Regions from separate parts of the Homo sapiens genome. Here region 2 is linked to region 1. A link is a contact called in ENCODE Hi-C or POLR2A ChIA-PET data. All regions are on one chromosome and are shown on one strand. The core of a region is the stretch at or near the end of the contact, and the rest is flanking DNA. Distances in the headings are between cores, read along the strand shown. Region 1 holds the start of YWHAE (tyrosine 3-monooxygenase/tryptophan 5-monooxygenase activation protein epsilon). Region 2 overlaps RABEP1 (rabaptin, RAB GTPase binding effector protein 1).

Evidence for each region. A loop is a pair of places that touch in the nucleus more often than their neighbours do. ChIA-PET counts read pairs that join two places held with the same protein, here RNA polymerase II (POLR2A).
Region 2: a loop to region 1 is called in a map of transverse colon, with 22 times the contacts of the local background. The contact joins the enhancer-like site here to the promoter of YWHAE in region 1. A Hi-C loop is called at or near these places in 1 of 168 maps with a recorded cell type or tissue (transverse colon). POLR2A ChIA-PET finds 5 or more read pairs at or near these places in 1 of 52 experiments (WTC11).

What each region holds. Positions count from the first base shown.
Region 1 is chr17:1,398,968-1,401,667 of GRCh38, reverse strand. YWHAE (tyrosine 3-monooxygenase/tryptophan 5-monooxygenase activation protein epsilon) reads left to right here and starts at 1,446. Exons shown (of 6, transcript NM_006761.5): 1 at 1,446-1,621. The coding sequence starts at 1,558. RefSeq lists enhancers at 1-5, 948-1,585, 1,586-2,223, 2,224-2,700.
Region 2 is chr17:5,328,783-5,331,482 of GRCh38, reverse strand. All of the region lies in intron 2 of RABEP1 (rabaptin, RAB GTPase binding effector protein 1), which reads right to left. Among named protein-coding and RNA genes, the nearest start is that of RABEP1, 48 kb to the right of the region's middle. Within about 2 kb of position 1,327, at least 3 of the 41 ENCODE cell types and tissues checked have a DNase peak (open chromatin) inside an H3K27ac peak, as active enhancers do.

The DNA.
Region 1 (2,700 bases), core at 197-2,696:
GTCCAACTCTTCTGTACCATGTACTCCACACCACCCTCATCTAACAAATTCCCTGCTCCTATTCATAGTGGGCCTAGGGAGGGAAAAAGGTTAAACAGGAGAAGACAAAGATCAGTGTGAGGGGAAAGTTGAGGCGTGAAAACTGGAGCTCCCCTGTCCCTGACAACTGTAACAGGGCCCAGTTCGTTTTTTTTCTTTTTCTTTGTTTTGAGACAGAGTTGTGCTCTTGTTGCCCAGGCTGGAGTGCAATGGTGTGCTCTCGGTTCACTGCACCCTCCCACTCCCGGGTTCAAGCGATTCTCCTGCCTCAGCCTCTGGAGTAGCTGGGATTACAGGCATGCACCACCACGCCCAGCTAATTTTTGTATATATATATAATTTTTCTTTTGAAACACAGTCTCACACTGTCGCCTGGGCTGGAGTGCAATGGGAGGATCTCGGCTCACTGTAACCTCCGCCTCCCGGGTTCAAGAGATTCTCCTGCCTCAGCCTCCTGAGTAGCTGGGATGACAGGCATGCACCACCATGCCAAGCTAATTTTTTGTATTTTTAGTAGAGACGGGGTTTCACTATATTGGCCAGGCTGGTCTCGAACTCCTGACCTTGTGATCCTCCCGCCTTGGCCTCCCAAAGTGCTGGGATGACAGGCATGAGCCGCCGCGCCCGGCCAGGGCCCGGTTCGTTACCCTGAGTCTAAAAGTGTCTGAAAAAGGCCCATGACCAGGCTTGGCCGAGAAAACTAGGACGTGGGCTGGGCGCGGTGGCTCACCCCTGGAATCCCAGCGCTTTGGGAGGCCGAGGGGGGGCGGATCATCTGAGGTCGGGAGTTCGAGACCAGCCTGGCCAACATGGTGAAACCCCATCTCTATTAAAAATACAAAAGCTGGGGGTGGTGGCGGGGGCCTGAAATCCCAGCTACTCGAGAGGCTGAGGCAGCAGAATCACTTGAACCCGGGAAGGCGGACGTTGTGGTAACCCGAGATCGCACCACTGCACTCCAGCCTGGGGAACAAGAGGGAAACTCCGTCTCAAAAAGAAAAAAGAAAAAAGAAAAAAGAAAAGAAAACCAGGGCGCGGTAGTGACAGCCTCAGATTTCGGGAAAGAAGACCTGCCATGACAGAAACCGTTACAGCCTCCGTCGTTCTTTTCCGCAGGTCGGGCCTCGGGCCCCGGTCTGACCCAGGTCTCTCGCTGGCTTTTTTCAGGAGCAGTCCCGGCCGGCCCCGCCTCAGCCCTTCTCGTTCCCCGGGGGCCGCTCCCTTTCGGCAGTCGCAGTTCCCGCCTCTGGGCTCCGGCGCCCGCTGAGCCGACAGAGGAGAGGCGTCTCGTGCGCTCGTTCCAGCCGCTTCGGGCGCCGAGTTCCAGGACCCGCCCCCCGCGCCAGTTGCCAGGGAGCGGTTGCCATAGAGCTGAGCAGTTGTCCGCGTGCGCAGGCGGAAGTCCCGGATTGAGGCGCCGCCATTTTTGCTGCCCGGACGCGGAGCGAGAGGCTGAGAGAGTCGGAGACACTATCCGCTTCCATCCGTCGCGCAGACCCTGCCGGAGCCGCTGCCGCTATGGATGATCGAGAGGATCTGGTGTACCAGGCGAAGCTGGCCGAGCAGGCTGAGCGATACGACGGTGAGTTGGGGGGGCAACGGGGGGCTGGAATTCTCGGACCCTCTGCCGCCGCCCACAGAGGCCGGGAACAGGAGACAAAATGGCGGCATCGTCTGCGAGCCTGGCCCGGGGGCTTGGGTTCGGGAAGCAGGAAATGGCCTGGGAGCTCCCGGGGCGATGGGAGGCTCTATGCCCTGGAATGTGACCCCTTCGCCGTCCTTAACTGCAAACAACTCGCGGGCCGGGAGGCCGGGGCGACGGGGTGGAGGAGTTGGTTGTAAAATGGCGGCTGGGGGGAGGGCGAGTCCCGGGGCGGGGGAGGGGGAGGAGATGGCGGGTGCTGTCTCCGAACGAGCCACCCTCATGGGAGCTTCTGGGACGGCCTTGGGATGTGGAGAACAATTGGGTGGGGTGACGGGGGAAGCAGCACCCGCCACATGGGAGAGAGCGAAGACCGGGAGCTGTAGCGCGGGCGCCTTTCAGGGAAATATGGCGGGTGGGGGCGGTGGCTTTTCCCCGGAGGCCCCGTGTGGGGCGGCGGCCGTGGAGTCTCACAAAGGAGGACCTTTGAGAGCGATGGGCTTCCTCAGGCCTGAGGTGGGGGACAGTCGTGGATGATGGTGGGGGGAGAGGGGTGAGTGGGAATCACTGCAGTTCGTCTTCGGGCGGTGGCAGGCTCCCATGCTGCGATCGGGTTTCTTTCCCGTAGGCCGGCACCTCGTAGTGAGGGGTTTCGGGGCTTTTCCTCCTCGTCGTCTTCTGGGGAGGCCCAGAAAATCCTCACTCCCTCCCTTTCCTCAGACTTAAAACAGGAGATCTCGAAGTTCCTGTAACCTTTCTCTGGCTCCATCACCCGTGGGTTCTGATGGATAGAACCAGGAGGCCACGACTCTGAGAGTTCGAGCCTTTGTAGAGCCCGAGCCTCCGTCCCCCCGTTTGTAAAAACGATGACTTTACAGTTTGTGCGCACCGTGATGACAAATGGGAAGACCTGTTGAAATAAAGTTATTTCCAATAGTGTTCAGTAACTGTATTTTGGTTGACTCTGCAGGCTCGGAATGCTGGTCTGTACTTCGTGGGGGATCTTAACCTATTCCAGG
Region 2 (2,700 bases), core at 78-2,577, 3.9 Mb before region 1:
GGCTCCCTCTTACCATCTTTTAAATACTAAGTTGATGTAATGTGCCTACTACATGGTTTAAGCCCAGGCAGAACATATGTTTGGCCAAACTAACTTCAAAAAAAAGATGAACTTATCAACAGTATACAGGGATGTGTGATTGTTTTCCCATACCCTTAACAACAGTCACTATTTTCCATCTTTTAAAAATTCTTGTAAATATCATGGGTAGCAAATGGTCACTTTAATCTACATTTTCCCTGTTAATAAGGAGTTTGAGCATCTTCTCATATATGTACTAGTGACTCATTTCCTCTTTGGTGACATTCTTTACATTTGCTTCTAATGAATGATTTTCCTTCTGATCTGTAAGAGCATTTTATATATTCTGGATATTAAGTCTGTCTTCTCTTACAAAACTTTTCCCAGTCAGCCGCTGTGTTTCTTTAAAAAAAAAAAAAAAAAAAAAAAAAAAAGTTAAGAGATAGGGTCTCAATTGTCGCACAGGCTGGAGTGCAGTGACGCAAACATAGACCACTATAACCTCAAATTCCTGGGCTCAAGCGATCCCCCCACCTCAGCCTCCTGAGTAGCTAGGACTGCAGGCATGCACCATCACGCCCGGCTAATTTTTGAAATTTCTTGTAGAGACAAAGTTTCACTACGCTGCCCAGGCTGGTCTTGGCCTCCTGGGCTGAAATGATCCTCCCGCCTCAGCCTCCCAAAGCGTTGGGATTACAGGTGTGAGCCACCGCGCCCGGCCTTAACTTACGCCTTTTAGCATCTAAAGTTGTAAGGTATTTATGAAAAAAAAAATTCTTCATCTTTGTAAAAGTATCAATTTCCTCTCCAAAGCACAATAACTGAGCCAAACTGACCATGAAAATAAACTGATTTAAGGTCTAATTCTACCGCTAACCAGCTGTATGACTTTAAGGAAATCACAAGATTCTCAAGCCTCAGTTTCCTCATGAAGACAGTGGCAATACTTTCTTGCATAAATTTCTAACTACTTATAAAAATCCAATAGTAAAATAAGAGAACTTTTAAACGTTGTGAAATGTTCATTGTTATCACAGGAGTTAATGATTTGGTAGTCAAAGTCACAGAGGGAAACACCTAGTCATGCTAAGTTGTTTTGAAATCTTTACTCTCTCAACATCAGTTTCCATCACTCTTAAAATATTTTGAATCTCTAGCCAAAGACAGTTTTAAGAACATTAATTAAAAAAGTAATTGTGTGAAGTCCCTTAAAGACAGACACCTGGGAAGTTGTGGTAGGCATGCAAATAGACAGACCCAGAAAGATGTAAACACGTGAAACCACAAAGGAAAAGTTTATGTGTGTCAACTCTGTATTCTGAGTGTTAAACTGTTTCATAAAATGTGAAAAAAGAAAAAGCATTATTTCTGGGATACTTTATTCATTTTTGGGTACTACAATTTTATCAAGGCTCAAGTTTATACACTTAACAGGTCCTCATGCTAATTACCTCTGGTACTTTTGATTTGCTGGAGATTACCCAGAGCTATTCACTACCATGTTGTCATTATGAACAGAAAAACTGTAAACAAATACCAAGCCTAAATATCCATTTTTGGCACTTAAAAGTGAAATAGAGAGCCTGGAGGAAGACTTGGTCAACAGTAACTTTAGTTATATATATATATATATATATATATATGAACATATATATGAATGTTATATTTATATATATAAATACAAAAAAACAGGAGACAGAAATTTAAAATAAAGTTAGAAAATCTTAATTTTTTGTAGTAAAGCATTTCAAACATTATGTTTGCCAACAGTAGGAGTTCTAACATTCGTTTATTGCTTTTACTGCTGTATATGTAATTATTAAGATTTTCAAACATATTCAAAAGTTGAGGGTATACTACAACAATCCTTCATATAGCTTTCACCAAGACTCAAAAGGTATTAAGATTTGCCATGCTTATTTATTTTTTTGAGACGGAGTCTCGCTCTTGTTGCCCAGGCTAGAGTGCAGTGGCACGATCTTGGCTCACTGCAACCTCTGCCTCCCGGGTTCAACAGATTGTCCTGCTTCAGCCTCCCAAGTAGCTGGGATTACAGGCGCGTGCCACCACGCCCAGCTAATTTTTGTATTTTTTAGTAGAGACGGGGTTTCGCCTTGTTGGCCAGGCTTGTCTTGAACTCCTGACCTCAGGTGATCGCCCGCCTCAGCCTCCCAAAGTGCTAGGATTACAGGCGTGAGCCACCACACCCAGCCTGCCATGCTTATTTAAACTATCCTTTTTCTTTCCTGTAGTATTTTAAAGCAAGCCCCAGAAATACTACATTATCTAACGTACTGTACAGATGCATCTCTAAAAATATGGACAGTTTCTTATATAAACAAAGTACCACTGTCACACAAAACAAAATTAACAACTGCCTGATAACTAATACCAAATCTCTGGTAAAACTTCTCCAATTGACAAAAAAAAAAAAAAAAAAAAGTCTTTCTGAATATTTGTTTAAATTAAGATCAAAACAAGATTCAAGTACTTCATTTGGTTATACTAATAATTTATTTTTTTTTTTTTGAGACAGTCTCACTCTGTCGCCCAGGCTGGAGTGCAGTGGCGCAACCTCTGCCGCCCAGGTTCAAGTGATTCTCCTGCCTCAGCCTCCCGAGTAGCTGAGATTACAGGCGCCTGCCACTGCGCCTGGCGAATTTTTGTAGTTTTAGTAGA